Regions from separate parts of the Homo sapiens genome. Here regions 1, 2, 4 and 5 are each linked to region 3. A link is a contact called in ENCODE Hi-C or POLR2A ChIA-PET data. All regions are on one chromosome and are shown on one strand. The core of a region is the stretch at or near the end of the contact, and the rest is flanking DNA. Distances in the headings are between cores, read along the strand shown.

The links. Hi-C counts contacts between places; a loop is a spot of excess contacts on that map. ChIA-PET counts read pairs that join two places held with the same protein, here RNA polymerase II (POLR2A). Pooled maps may share reads with other maps.
Region 1: a loop to region 3 is called in a map of B cell, with 8 times the contacts of the local background. The contact joins the promoter of IGF1R here to the promoter of LYSMD4 in region 3. A Hi-C loop is called at or near these places in 4 of 168 maps with a recorded cell type or tissue (B cell, CD4-positive, alpha-beta memory T cell, CD8-positive, alpha-beta T cell and 1 more) and 11 of 50 pooled maps. POLR2A ChIA-PET finds 5 or more read pairs at or near these places in 1 of 52 experiments (CD4-positive, alpha-beta T cell).
Region 2: a loop to region 3 is called in a map of CD8-positive, alpha-beta T cell, with 19 times the contacts of the local background. The contact joins the promoter of SNRPA1 here to the promoter of LYSMD4 in region 3. A Hi-C loop is called at or near these places in 2 of 168 maps with a recorded cell type or tissue (both CD8-positive, alpha-beta T cell), 1 of 37 single-sample maps with no recorded cell type and 5 of 50 pooled maps.
Region 4: a pooled map shows a loop between it and region 3 (10-fold over the local background). The contact joins the enhancer-like site here to the promoter of LYSMD4 in region 3. A Hi-C loop is called at or near these places in 4 of 50 pooled maps. POLR2A ChIA-PET finds 5 or more read pairs at or near these places in 2 of 52 experiments (BJ and activated B cell).
Region 5: a pooled map shows a loop between it and region 3 (5-fold over the local background). The contact joins the enhancer-like site here to the promoter of LYSMD4 in region 3. A Hi-C loop is called at or near these places in 2 of 50 pooled maps. POLR2A ChIA-PET finds 5 or more read pairs at or near these places in 3 of 52 experiments (Caco-2, PC-9 and RWPE1).

The regions. Positions count from the first base shown.
Region 1 is chr15:98,647,145-98,649,844 of GRCh38, forward strand. IGF1R (insulin like growth factor 1 receptor) reads left to right here and starts at 1,395. Exons shown (of 21, transcript NM_000875.5): 1 at 1,395-2,531. The coding sequence starts at 2,438. It overlaps IRAIN (IGF1R antisense imprinted non-protein coding RNA), which reads right to left. Exons shown (of 1, transcript NR_126453.2): 1 at 1-2,700. RefSeq lists an enhancer at 1-118 and silencers at 130-179, 190-659, 720-779, 1,150-1,419.
Region 2 is chr15:101,293,933-101,296,632 of GRCh38, forward strand. It overlaps SNRPA1 (small nuclear ribonucleoprotein polypeptide A'), which reads right to left and starts at 1,316. Exons shown (of 9, transcript NM_003090.4): 1 at 1,165-1,316. The coding sequence starts at 1,246. It overlaps SNRPA1-DT (SNRPA1 divergent transcript), which reads left to right and starts at 1,416. Exons shown (of 2, transcript NR_186319.1): 1 at 1,416-1,797. RefSeq lists enhancers at 270-901, 1,465-1,514, 1,575-1,664 and a silencer at 1,045-1,234.
Region 3 is chr15:99,732,159-99,734,858 of GRCh38, forward strand. LYSMD4 (LysM domain containing 4) reads right to left here and starts at 1,279. Exons shown (of 3, transcript NM_001284417.2): 1 at 1,187-1,279. RefSeq lists silencers at 729-838, 879-1,608.
Region 4 is chr15:98,547,259-98,549,958 of GRCh38, forward strand. No RefSeq gene overlaps it. Among named protein-coding and RNA genes, the nearest start is that of IGF1R, 100 kb to the right of the region's middle. Within about 2 kb of position 1,278, at least 28 of the 41 ENCODE cell types and tissues checked have a DNase peak (open chromatin) inside an H3K27ac peak, as active enhancers do.
Region 5 is chr15:101,007,179-101,009,878 of GRCh38, forward strand. It overlaps LRRK1 (leucine rich repeat kinase 1), which reads left to right. Exons shown (of 34, transcript NM_024652.6): 7 at 1,659-1,885. Among named protein-coding and RNA genes, the nearest start is that of LRRK1, 89 kb to the left of the region's middle. RefSeq lists enhancers at 1-100, 1,079-1,408. Within about 2 kb of position 1,358, at least 17 of the 41 ENCODE cell types and tissues checked have a DNase peak (open chromatin) inside an H3K27ac peak, as active enhancers do.

The DNA.
Region 1 (2,700 bases), core at 145-2,644, 1.1 Mb before region 3:
ATTCATTAGATGGCAGTCCTAGGGGAGTCTCGCTTTGGGGAAACCTCTCCTCCTGCACATTCAAGAAAACAACCGCGGAGACTTAGGGTCGGTACTGGTTTCCAGTCACTTACGTAGCAAACGAAGCAAGAGGAACGTGCCTGGGAGGACCCGAGACAGGTGCGGGTGGGTTTCCGCAGTAGCCGCTGATCCCGAGTGCATGCGGCGTGTTCCCGGGTCGGGACCGCGGCCAAGGGAGGCTTCCCGGCCCCAGCCTCCACCCCCTCCTCGGCGCCCCGGGACCCGGACACGCCCCCCGAGCTTCGGAGACCCGCAGCGTGCACGCGCCCCGGCCGCTCCCCGCAGCCGCCCACGTGGTGGAGCCCTGAGCTGCGCGAGGCCGCGGAGAGCGCTCAGGGCGGGCGGCTGGTCCGGGAGGCCACGCCAGCGCGACCCAGCCGAGTCGGCCCCCAGCCCGGGCCCCCACATTTCCTCCCCCGGAGGGAGGGAGGCGACTCTCCGCGGGCTGCCCTCCCCAGCGCCCGCCGCGCCCTCTGGCGGCCGCCGCGGGGACGCGCCCGGGGCACGCGGCGCTGCCTGTCTGGGCCCCCCTTCCGGGGCGCGGGGCCCGCGAGGGGCGGCGGGGTCCTCTCTCCTCGAGCCACTCTGGGCCGAGCCACACGGGCCGCGCCCTTCCCCCTCCGCTCCCCCTGAGCCCCCAAACTCCGGGCTCCACGGTCGCAACGCCGCGGGCACCCCAGCCTGGCGTGAAAGTGCCCGGCGTAGTAGCCTGGGGGGGGGGTCCCCTTTCTCCCAGGTGCGCCCCTTCCGCCACGTTCGGGCTTTCCAGTACGCAGCGAAAAAAATGCCGCATGCACGCATTTATTTATTTTGCAACAGCTGCAAGAAACAATGAAGCTTTTCAAGAACCGGGGAAACGCGCTTTCCAGCCGCGCTGTTGTTGTTTTCAATGAACCTCTCCCAGCCCCGCACTCCCCGCCCACCCCTCCCCTCTCCTGCCCACCCCTCCCCTGCCTAGCCTTTCCCTGGCTACCCACCCCTGCCCCGCCGAGACCGGACCGGCGGCGGGGGCATTGTTTTTGGAGTCGGGCGGGAGGGGAGGGCGCGTGCGGGGTGGCCGGCGCAGTGCGGTGGGGGCGGGAGCGGGTGGGCACGCGCGCGTGTCTCTGTGTGCGCGCGGGAGGCGGTGGGGCGGGAGATGGGGGCGGCGCCTCGCAGTCTCGCGCCCCACGCCCGGGCTCCGCTCCGCACGTCTTGGGGAACCGGGCTCCGGTTTTTTGCGCGCGCCGGCCTGGGCCGGGCCCTCGGCGCGCCGCTGCTGCGGCGGTGGCCGCTCGAGTGTGCGAGCGGGCGCGTGTGCGCGGGCCAGGGCGCGCGCGCGCGCGCGAGCCCCCAGTGTGTGGCAGCGGCGGCGGCGGCGCGGCGAGGCTGGGGCTCTTGTTTACCAGCATTAACTCCGCTGAGCGGAAAAAAAAAGGGAAAAAACCCGAGGAGGAGCGAGCGCACCAGGCGAACTCGAGAGAGGCGGGAGAGCGAGAGGGACGCCGCCAGCGAGCCTGCCCACGGCCGGCGCTCGCAGACCCTCGGCCCCGCTCCCCGGATCCCCCCGCGCCCTCCACGCCCCTCCCGCGCGGGGGCAGCTCCACGGCGCGCCTCGCCTCGGCTGTGACCTTCAGCGAGCCGGAGCCCCCGCGCAGAGCAGGCGGCGGCGGGCGGGGGCCGGGCGGGGGCCGGCGCGGGGCGGGCGGCGGCGCAGAGCCGGGCGGCGCGGCGGGAGTGCTGAGCGCGGCGCGGCCGGCCCGCCGCTTTGTGTGTGTCCTGGATTTGGGAAGGAGCTCGCCGCGGCGGCGGCGGCGCTGAGGGAGGAGGCGGCGGCGAGCGGAGCCAGGAGGAGGAGGAGGAGGGGGAGCCGCTCATTCATTTTGACTCCGCGTTTCTGCCCCTCGCCGGCCTCGCCTGTGACCCGGACTTCGGGGCGATCTTGCGAACTGCGTCGCGCCCTCCCGCGGCGGAAGCTCGGGCGTCCGGCCGCCTCCCGCGCGGCCAGGGCCGGGCTTGTTTTTCCTCGCCTAGGCAGATTTGGGCTTTGCCCCCTTTCTTTGCAGTTTTCCCCCCTTCCTGCCTCTCCGGGTTTGAAAATGGAGGCCGACGACGCCGACAGCCCGCCCCGGCGCGCCTCGGGTTCCCGACTCCGCCGAGCCCTGGGCCGCTGCTGCCGGCGCTGAGGGGCCGCCCCGCGCCGCCCGCCCCGTCCGCGCACCCGGAGGGCCCCGGCGGCGCCGCCTTCGGAGTATTGTTTCCTTCGCCCTTGTTTTTGGAGGGGGAGCGAAGACTGAGTTTGAGACTTGTTTCCTTTCATTTCCTTTTTTTCTTTTCTTTTCTTTTTTTTTTTTTTTTTTTTTTTTGAGAAAGGGGAATTTCATCCCAAATAAAAGGAATGAAGTCTGGCTCCGGAGGAGGGTCCCCGACCTCGCTGTGGGGGCTCCTGTTTCTCTCCGCCGCGCTCTCGCTCTGGCCGACGAGTGGAGAAAGTGAGTATGTGCCCGCCGCCCGCGGCCACTGCGGGAACTTTTCCTCCGAGGGGCTGCGCCCTGTTTGCGAAACCCGAGTTGCCACCGTCGCAGCTGTCGGGCCCCCGGGCTCGGGAGCGGCGGGGTGGGGCGCAGGGCGGCTCTGCCGGGAGGGAGGCTGCAGCGGACC
Region 2 (2,700 bases), core at 66-2,565, 1.6 Mb after region 3:
CATCAAAAGTGGTGAGTTGGGCCGGGCGCAGTGGCTCAAGCCTGTAATCCCAGCACTTCGGGAGACCAAGGCGGGCGGATCACCTGAGGTCGGGAGTTCGAGACCAGCCTGACCAACATGGAGAAACCATGTCTTTACTAAAAATACAAAAAATTAGCCGGGCGTGGTGGCGCATGCCTGTATTCCCAGCTACTCGGGAGGCTTGAGACACAGGAATCACCTGAACCGGGGAGGCGGCGGTTGCAGTGAGCCGAGATCACGCCACTGCGCTCCAGCTGGGGCGGAAAGAGCGAGACTCCATCTCAACACAACACAACACAAAACAGTGGGATTTCCCAAAGGTCGGCAAGAAATCTAAGCAGATCCCGCAGCGATGCTGCTCCGAGGCCATAGGTCCCCATGGGAACAAATCTCAGGCTACGACAGCATGGTCTTATCCTCAGAGAAGTTGCTCTATCACGTCCCTTTTAAAGCCGTCTCCTGAAATGCCAACTAGCTAGCTGCCCTCCCAGTATCTTACCAAGTCTTGCTAAGGTTGAAATAGTACAGGAATCTGAATAATTGCGAGCGCTTCCACAACTTACACACAGCACCCGGCGGTGCAAGCCTGGGTGACACAGTTCAATTTTTAAAACGTCTTCATATAGGGGAAACGCCAGACAATTAAAGCTACTAAGTAGAAAATACTGGAGGAAACAATCGCGGTTGTTCGGGGACTTAGTTTCCTCCCTCACATTAGGAATAATGAACACATATCCTATCTACGCTCAAAATATCATCTGGCGGCAAGTATTAAGAACCAATCCCGCGCCCTGCACTTGCGTTACAACCATTAATGAGCCGCTCTTCCGGGCCCTCAAACAGCCAGCGGCGAAACAGCCAAGCAAGGCCTAACAGGGCCCCACGAGGACGCACCAGGAAGTAATGAAGTCACCCGTGCCTGTCAAGAGGCACGGCGCTAACAGAAGGCTCCCAGGAGCTTAACCGGATGCTCATCTGGCAACAACGGCAAGAATCAGGCCCGGCGTTCCCTGCGCAGCCCGGTCGGAGCCCAGACAACCGGCCCGCGGGCCAAGCTCCGGCCTTCGGTGCACGCGGCAAAGCGCGGAAAATAAGGCGGCTCGGTGCCGCCTGGGGACTGGCCGCCCACGCCCCCGGACTCACCCCGGAGGTCCAGCTCCCGGTCGCGCACCGCGTTGGTGTACTGCGCCGCCTGCTCGATCAGCTCCGCCGTCAGCTTGACCATCCTGCAGCCTCCCGTTCCCCCGCGCTGTGGAAAGCCCGTGGCCTCCCGCCAGCGAGACGTCCCAGCGTGCCCCGCGCCCCGCCGCCAGGCAGCACCAATCGCAGCCGCCGAGTGCGCGCGCAGCTCGACCGCCAGGCCGAAGCAATCGAAGAGCCACGCCTCCGGGGGCGTTCTTGCCGGAAGTCGTGGCGCGCGCACAGGGGATGTGTCTCGTTCTGGGTTGTTTCCTAGGGTGTGTTTCGGAGTCTGGAGGACCCCTGATTCCAGACGTTGGTGTTTAAAAGTTAAGGCGAATGTGGAAACACCCGAGGGGAACTTTCTCATGCATTAGCGCACCTCGAGGTGGGAGGGGAAGCGGTGACTGTCCTCCCTCCACCAGCCGTCGCGGGAACCCGTGGGGTTCAGTGAAGGGTCCAGCAGTTCAGGTGCCCGCCCCGGGCCTGGGCCTTGGCTCCGGGCTACAGTGTGAGATCCCGGGCTAGGTGGCCCGCCTGGGGCAGGTCGCCGGGACAACCCCACCGCCCCGCAAGTCCAGCCCGGCCTCGGGCACGGTAGGGTTTGCGGTTAAGCTTGTGACCTTTAGACTTCTGAATATTCATATGTATGAAATGTGATATACATAAAAGTGTGCATATCAGGAATTTACAGTGATTAATGACCAGAGTGAACACAGCTGCGTAGCCGACACCGGGATCCAAAACACCGCTATTCTGAAAGCCTCCCTCTTTCCCAAAAGGCAACCGCGAACTCAACACTACAAATTCGGTTTGCTTGCTTTTGCTATAAATAGAATCATGCAGTATGCTTTTTTTTTTGGCCTAGTTTCATGGAGTCTATATTATGTCTGGAGTCCATCCAGGTTGCATACAGAGATGGTTTGTTTGCTTTTGCTGCTGAAGAGAATTCCATTGTATATATTATACCATAAATTACTTATTCTGCTGTTGATAGACATCAAAGTTGTTTTCAGTTAGGGCTATTCTGAGTAATGCTACTATGAATTTTCTGGTACGTGGTTCTGATGCACGTTTGCATGAGTTTGTCCTGGAGTGGGACTGCTGGGACATAGGGTATATCTATCATCAATAAGTAATGCCCAACAGTTATGCTAAGAGGCTGAAATAATATACACACTCCAGCGGTGTGTAAGGGTTTTCATGGCTTCCAGCTTCAGCCTTCTTGGCATTTTAACTCTATAACTTCAGCTATTCTGATGGGTGTGTGGTGGTATTGCACTACTGCTTTGCTTTGCTTTTCTCTAATAACTAATGAAGCTGAGAACCTTCTCATGTGTATGGTGCCCATTCTGATAGCTTCCTTGGTTAAGTGTTCTTTCGAGTCCCTGGCTCATTTTTTTTTTTTCCTTATGGAGTTGTCTGCCTTTTTTCTTATTGATTTGTGGAATTTCTTTATATATTAGGGATATGAACACACTCTGTGGCTTGCCTTTTCAC
Region 3 (2,700 bases), core at 29-2,528:
TTATGCTGGCTGAGATGGAAGAAGATAGGCAGAATAAAAACCCTTTGTTTTTTCTAATCGCATACGTTTTGTGCAGAAAACGAACCCCGCCCCTGTTCCTCATCCATAGCTGTCTCCCCTAAACCCACATCTGTAAAGAAACAACTACTTTTGCTCTCAGAGTAGTAAGTTGAGATCCTTGCAATGGCAAGTAAGGGCTGCCGCCAGCCTCCGCGCACTCAGAATCTTCAACTCAGAAGCTTTGCACAATAATTTTGTATTCAATATTTTACACATTGCAAAGTATCTTCACTAAGAAGGTCAGCGCTAAGGACTCTTGCTCAGAACTGTGGGGCTAAACTGCTCTTACTTTGACACAGTTTAACTCACAGTATGTGGGGCAAGCTACGGGGAGAACTCATGCCTGTCAGCCGGAGAAAAGCGTCCAGTTTGCTCACGGGTCACTTTGCATTCATTACATCCCCATTGTCTGGTTTTTATTTTCCCCTTGAGTCAACAGCCAAAGCCGCAAGACCCCTGTTCCTCTCTCCAGATTGTTCGCGTGAGATTCCAGAAACGAAATCTCAAACACGCGGGCTGACAACTTCAGAAAAAGGTGGCTTCGGAGCCACAGGGGAGCAGCCCGTACGGGGACAGCCTGCGGCCCCAGCTCGACCCCCTACTCCCCGCCCACGCCTTCGAGGGTCACAGGCCCACACCCCGCTCCGCGCGCTCCTGAGCCTGCCCGGAGGCGGGAGGCGGCCGGCGGTCCTCGGGGGGTTGAGGGTCACCTGCAGGACCACGGCGGCAGCCCGGGGACGGGGCCAGCCTTCGCGTCCGAGCTCAGGGGCGGCGGCAGCAGCTCCAGGCCCGCTTCCCTCCAAGTCCCTTCTGCGAAAAGATGGGGCACCTCAACAAGAGCTGACAGGAAAATGGGGAGCGGCCCGGCCCCAGGGCTCCACGGCTCCACGGGCGGGGCCCTAACATTCCAGAGGGCAGAACCTCTGACCTCTGACCCCCAACCCTAGCCACCTGGGGCCAGCCCACGACAGTCGCGGTCACCGCCCCTCCAGCTGGAGCGTCCCCCTAGGAGCCCGGGGAGGGGCGGCCCGCCCGCGAACCCTCGAGCGAGGCCAGGTCGCCGTACCGCCATGAGCCCGCGCGGCTCCCTAGCCAGACCGCGGCCCCCTCGTCCAGGCCCCGGTACCTCAGCGCCCAGGCTCCGCCGCGACCGGCGACCGGCGACTCGCGACCCGCGACCCGCGACCCGCAGCTGCCACCGCGCCTGCGGATTGGCTACGAACATCAGCAGGGCCCCCCTGGGGGCGGGACTGGGGAGGCAGCCAATGAAGTCAGCGCTGGGCGGGCACTGGAGCGAGCCTGGCTGCGCGGAGAGCTCATCCCGGGACCACAGGGCCCGGGGCGGGGCTCGGGGCGGGGCTCGGGGCGGGGCTCGACAGGGTTCCACACCCCGGAAGTGGCCCTCGCCCCGCCCACCCGCCTACCAGGTCTACCCGCGCGGGCCCTGGCTTGTTTTCGCGTCTGTTCGGAGTAATAAGGCACCTCAGCTCCTCCCTCCCAAAGTGCTTGGCTTTCTGCTGAGCCGCAGCTTTCTCGCCCGTAAAGAGGCCTTTGACCCCACTTGTGGGTAATGATCTGTAGCTGTGACTCGGGGTGGATTCCAGTAGCGTGGGGTCCCCTGAGCCCTCCTGCGGGGAAGGGCTGGGCGCAGATGGGCGAGGGGTCTTTCTGCGGCGGGATCTGCGCTCCTGGGCCTTTGAGGGCCGCACCAGGGGAGGCATTGCCCCACCCCGAGAAGAAAACAGAAATCCACGAGTGTAAAACATGGATGCGGACAACAGGGACCAAGAAAACTTAAGTCGTGTTTATCAAATGTCAGGTGGCCGAGGATTTCTTAAGATGAAAAGTGGTGGAAGAATTCTCACACACTGGCCGGGCGCGGTGGCTCACGCCCGTAATCCCAGCACTTTGGGAGGCCGAGGCTGGTGGATCACGAGGTCAGGAGTTCGAGACCAGCCTGGCCAAGATGGTGAAACCCCGTCTCTACTAAAAAAATAAAAATAAAAAAAAATAAAAAAGTTAGCCGGGCATGGTGGCGGGCGCCTGTAATCCCAGCTACTCAGGAGGCTGAGACAGAGGATTGCTTGAACCCGGAGGCGGAGGTTGCAGTGAGCCGAGATCGTGCCACTGCACTCCAGCCTGGGCAACAGAGGGAGACTCCATCTCAAAAAAAAACAAAAACAAAAACCTCACACACTAAGGCACAAAGTTCAGAGCTTCTACTTAAAAAGGAAAACCAAAATTAAAAAGCAGATAACCTAGGGAAAATAAACTGAACACAACAAAGGATTAAAATCCTTCGCTGAGAGAGACTTCATATGAATAGGAAAGATGCTAAGACCTCAGCAGGTCTGAGGGAGACCTCAGAGAGACAGGAGCAGATAATTCAGCAAACAATGCAAATGGTCAACAGGTTGAAAATGTTTTTAACCCTCACTTGCAATCAGATTAAACAACAAAGCAAACATTAAAACAAGATCTCACAAACCTTTTCCCACTAATAGGATTTGACTGTGTCCACACCCAAAACTCATCTTGAATTGTAGCTCCCACAGTTTCCACCTGTTGTGGGAGGGACCTGGTGGGAGGTGATTGAATCATGGGAGCAGGTGTTTTCTGTGCTGTTCTCCAGATAGCGAA
Region 4 (2,700 bases), core at 28-2,527, 1.2 Mb before region 3:
ATCTCAAGGCAAATGTGTTTTAACAAGGCCCTAAGGTGAATAAAAGCTAGGTTTCCACTCACCGGAGCTCTCTGCTCCTCCTTTCAAAAGCCTACCACTCTACTTCATTTGTTTTTCTTTTAAGTGAGGAAATTGCTTATGGAGTTAACTGTTGCCAGTGAAAGCAACAAGTTGCCTCTCCCCTCCTCTACTCTTAAGAAACACCTTGTTTCCCTCCCTCTCTTCCTTCCTTCTTTTAAAATAAATAAGTTATGCATAGCTGGAGCGTGCATGCAATGCTCAGGCGTGGTCCTGGTATAGCCAATAGCGTCATATTCAGCCCTGTTTAATTCCCACTGTCTTGGGTCTAGAATTTAGGCTTTTGAGAAATCTTTATTGAATTAATGAAAACTCAAAGACCACGATTCTGCATTCCCCCAAATCCTGAAGTGCAGTAGGAGCCCATGCAGGGCTTGGGACGGGCTTTTTGCCTCAGCAGCCAGGACAGCCTCTGCATCCGTGACCACCTCCCCGCCCCCCTCGCATTCCCCCCCATCCCCTGGTGATATCCTTCTAGCGCAGGCTCGTGCTCTGGAGGCGGGGTGGGGCCGGGATTCTGCAGCTGTAACCAACTCCCCCGCTGGGGGCATGGGGCTGGTCCCTGGGGCGCACAGAGAAGTTGTGACAGATAATTGACGTGATCGGGAGGGGCGTCCAGGCAGACCTCATGTGACTTCTAAAACCAACCCACAAATCTGAAGCGTGGCTTGCGTGGTCAGCCGCCTGCCTGGCACCCGGTGAACAGTTTCTCCCGGACTCTCTGCATCTAGCCCCAAAGAATCTAAGATTCTTTGTCTAGAAAAGTGCCCTGGTCTTCCCTGGCACCCTTCGCGGTGGGTTTCCTTGACTCCGCATAAACTCCCGTTCCAGCCCAAATCAGAGGCGGTCGCAGCAGCCGTTCCTCGTCTCCATCAGCATCCGCGTTGCCATTTCCCCGTCCTGAGCTGTTGCTCATATCAAATGTCACTCGGGGATGACTAAGAGCCGATGTTGATGAGGAGCCTTCAGCGTTACGGTAAAGGAGCTCGTGCAAACTTAGACCCCAGTCATCTGACGGTCACGTGGGCGGGCGTCGCGGCCCAGGCCCCCGCCTCCTCCGTCCTCCGCGATTCGGACATGACACGGTCCTCCGCGAAGGGCAGGCGTTACATAAACCCGGCGAGCTCACACCGTGCGGCGGGGAGCAGCGCGAACGCTCGACCCGGACACCTCCCTTCCAGGTCCCGTTCCGTAGGCGGGGCCGCTCCCGAGGCACAAGGAGGCCTGCGCGGCGCCCGAGGTGTCCGGATCCCAAAACAGGACCCCAGGAGTTTCTCACACTCAGGACTGGCCCCTAGTTGTCAATCCAGAAAAGGCATCCTCCGTCCTAGATCCAGCCTGTATTTCACGGAAAGCGTTTCCTCCCCCATCCCCAAAGCCGGCAGGGGTGGGGCGGAGAGGGGAGGCCCGGGGAGACTGACTCTATTATATAAACTTGTAATTGGCTCCGGTTCCTGCGGCTCGGGCGGCACTGCAGGACGTTTCCAACCAGATGGGTTGTGAGGCCCCGCGGCTTCCTCCTCTTCTTCCCTCCCCCTCCGCGCCCGTCCCCTGGCCAGCCAAGCCCCACCCTTCTGCCTTCCCAAGGCTACCAGAATTTCCCTGTCTTTCCAGTCCTCCCCTGCACAGGAGATGGCACCCAGAAAAGAAATGCATGATGATTTGAAAATGGTATTCCATTGTTAAACGAATGTATTCCCAGTCTGCTAGTCCTGGCTCCAGCTGACTCTTAGAATCAATCACCTCAGTAACTCAAATGTTCCAAGCTGGGAATCAGTCATCTCAGACCGGCATTCTCAAATGAGCTGGGCGTAGGGGGGTTGTCAAAACTCAGAGCGCTGAGCCCGACGCCCAGAATTATGTTCGATCGCTCTAGATTGGGCCCCAGAAATGTGTATTTCTTTCTTTCTTTTTAGAGGCAGGGTCTCCTTCTGTCGCCCAGGCTGGAGTCCAGTGGTGGAGTCATGGCTCACTGCAGCCTCCACCTCCTGGGCTCAAGCCATCCTCCTGCCTCGGCCTCCCTCATTATAGACATGAGCCACCACACCCAGCGAGGAAGGTGCATTTCTACAAGTTATCAAGTGATGCTGATGCTGTGGAATAGTATACACAGGAGCAGGGTGGTGGTTTATATAATTCTCCTTCCATTAAAAAGGTTTGCAAAACAAATTAATAGTGTGAACAGAATGTCAGGAAGACCAGCCTCCTCTCAGGGATTCTCTGGCAGTTTAGAAGTGAGAGGTGACAGCGTGCTGGCAGCCCTCACAGCCCTTGCTCGCTCTCGGCGCCTCCTCGGCCTTGGTGCCCACTCTGGCCACGCTTGAGGAGCCCTTCAGCCCGCCGCTGCACTGTGGGAGCCCCTTTCTGGGCTGGCCAAGGTCAGAGCCGGCTCCCTCAGCTTGCGGGGAGGTTTGGAGGGGGAGGCGCAGGCGGGAACCGGGGCTGCGGGAGGTGCTTGCGGGCCAGCGCGAGTTCTGGGTGGGCGTGGGCTTGGCGGGCCCGCACTCAGAGCGGCCAGCCGGCCCCACCGGCCCCAGGCAGTGAGGGGCTTAGCACATGGGCCAGCAGCTGCTGTGCTCGACTTCTCACCGGGCCTTAGCTGCCTCCCTGCAGGGCAGGGCT
Region 5 (2,700 bases), core at 108-2,607, 1.3 Mb after region 3:
CGCCAATTTTTGAGGAATTCATCCCACGTTATTGGGACCTTTCTCGTAGCCTCTGCTTGTTACATTTTCCCATTTGCGAAGCACTAATTTTTGTTCATATTTCTGCTCCTCTAATTTTCCAATACGGATTTCCAGTTGCTTCGAAGAAACAGACCCAAAAGCAGATTTCTTCTCCCCAGAAACCTGATTGAGCCCAATATTCTTCGGTAATCAGGAAGAAAGAGCAAAGTCCTGCTCCCATATATTTCGCCAGGTCCCTTTGACCACCCCATGCCGGAAAACCGCTGGCCCTTCTGACTCCCTCTGGTGGAAATAAAGGAAGACCAGTGAGAAATGAGTGGAGCAAAGACATTTTGTTTAGCAGGACTTCAACGGCAAGAGCGCCAGCCACCAGGACTTGCGTGTGGCAGAGACCCACAGGCTGGCAGAGGAGCGGGAGCTTTCTAGTGGGACAAAGGGAAGGCCTCCGGGGCCTCCTGCCGGGAGGCCGTTGTCGTGGGGAAGCTGGGGGGCCTCGCTGCAGGCTGGGCATCCTATGGGATTGGTAGGGGTGCAAAGTTGGCTCTCTCGGGTTGGTCCTAAATGGAAAGTGAGGACAAAAATTAGAGAATCGGTCAGTTATTAACCAAGTCCTGGCCATTTTAGACTGACTTTTACGGAAATGATGGCTTAGCTTCCTGGGTTGTTACTAGAGATAAGAAGTGGCTCATGCCTGTAATTGCAGCACTTTGGGAGGCCAAGGTGGGTGGATTGCCCGAGGTCAGGAGTTTGAGACCAGCCTGAGCTCGACGAACATGGTGAAACACCGTCTCTAATAAAAACACAAAAATTAGCCGTGAGTGGTGGTGCAGCTACTGAGGAGGCTGAGGCAGGAGAATCGCTTGAACCCGGGAAGCGGCGGTTGCAGTGAGCCGAGATCGCACCACTGCACTCCAGCCTGGGCGACAGAGCGAGACTCCATCTCAAAAAAAAAAAAAAAAAAAAAAAAAAAAAAAAAAGAGGCTGGCCTCCTGCAAGAGACTGGCTTCCCGGGCTGTTTGCTATAGATAAAGAGGTTGGTTTCCTAGGCAGGTCACTGTGGGTCGTGGGCCAGAGTTCTGTTTTTTATATATTGTGTGGCCATCGTCTGTCTGTATCTCAGGCTCGCTCTGAAAGCAGCCTGTCCACCAAGCACCCTGGCGCGGTGCGGGCAGCTGCAGGCGGCAGCTCCTCTGATCACAGGAAAGGCCGCCTTGAAGGGAGGTCAGAGACTTGGGTTTGGGAGTCAGCTTTCTTCTCCAGTCTGGGGGAGGCGCCTGGACGCTTCAGCGGTCTCCTCTGTACGTGGACAATCCCGCCGCGCTCTTCCCTGTGAGCCGCCTCTTGAGGGGCGGCACTGAGCCCGCGCCCACCGGCGCCCTCTGGAGGTTGGAGGGTGACTTGCAGGCGCTGTGCACAGATTGCCTGTGAGACGCAGGTGCCGATGGGAACAGGTAGCTCTTCTGCACCCACCACCGTGGCAGGTGCCGGCGGCCGAGAAGGACATGTGCAGGCCTCTTGGGACCCGGGCTGGAGCAGGCACACAGACGCGCATTTGCATTAACCCTTGCTTTATTCCAAGCCCATGTGGGCCCTGAACTCACCCTCCACATGTGCTTTTCCTTTCTTTCCACCACCAGGCTCTCCGTGTGAAATGGTCCCATCTCAGACTGCCCTGGGTAGACCTAGACTGGCTCATAGACATCTCCTGCCAGATCACGGAGCTCGACCTTTCTGCCAACTGCCTGGCGACCCTCCCCTCGGTTATCCCCTGGGGCCTCATCAATCTCCGGAAGCTGAACCTCTCCGACAACCACCTGGGGGAGCTGCCTGGCGTGCAGTCATCGGACGAAATCATCTGTTCCAGGTGGCTCCCCGGGGTGTGACCGGAGCCGTGTGTGACCCCGCTGTCACCGTTGTGCTCCTGCACATGCTCCCGGGTTGTATTTTGTGGTTTTGGGGGAAAAATGTTCTGGCTAAAATAGGAGAAGGAGTTTTGCCTACCCTGAGGCAAGCCTCCCTTTCAGGTTAAAACAGAGAGGTTTAGAGAGATCATTTGTCTGGCCCAAGTTTACACAGCTCACCCGGGGACATGCGAATGCTTGCCTGAGATGCTTGTCTTGGTCCTGCCCAGGAATCAGATGAGGGCAGCCAAACCTTCCCACACTGGTGGATGCAATGGGGCTCTGAGGCACCAGCTTTTACTCTGCCTTCCAGGGAAAGTGGGAAGGGCCTCAGAGAAAGGGTTAACTCTGCAGGACTCTGGCAGCAGGTGGACAGTGTGGGCAGTCCAGGCTTGCTTCTTCTGGAGGCCTTGGAGGGAGACCTGAGCCTTACCCCTGAGCTTGCATGGAAGGAGGAATGACCTTAGTTGATTTCTTTATTTTTTATTTTTATTTTTATTTTTTTTGAGACGGAGTCTCACTCTGCTGCCCAACTGGAGTGCAGTGGCATAATCTCGGCTCATGGCAACCTGCAACTCCCTGGTTCAAGCAATTCTCCTGTCTCAGCCTCCCGAGTAACTGGGATTACAGGCACATGCCACCACACCCAGCTAATTTTTGTATTTTTAGTAGAGACGGGGTTTCACCGTGTTGGCCAGGATGGTCTTGACCTCCTGACCTCATGATCCGCCTGCCTCGGCCTCCCAAAGTGCTGAGATTACAGGCATGAGCCACCGCA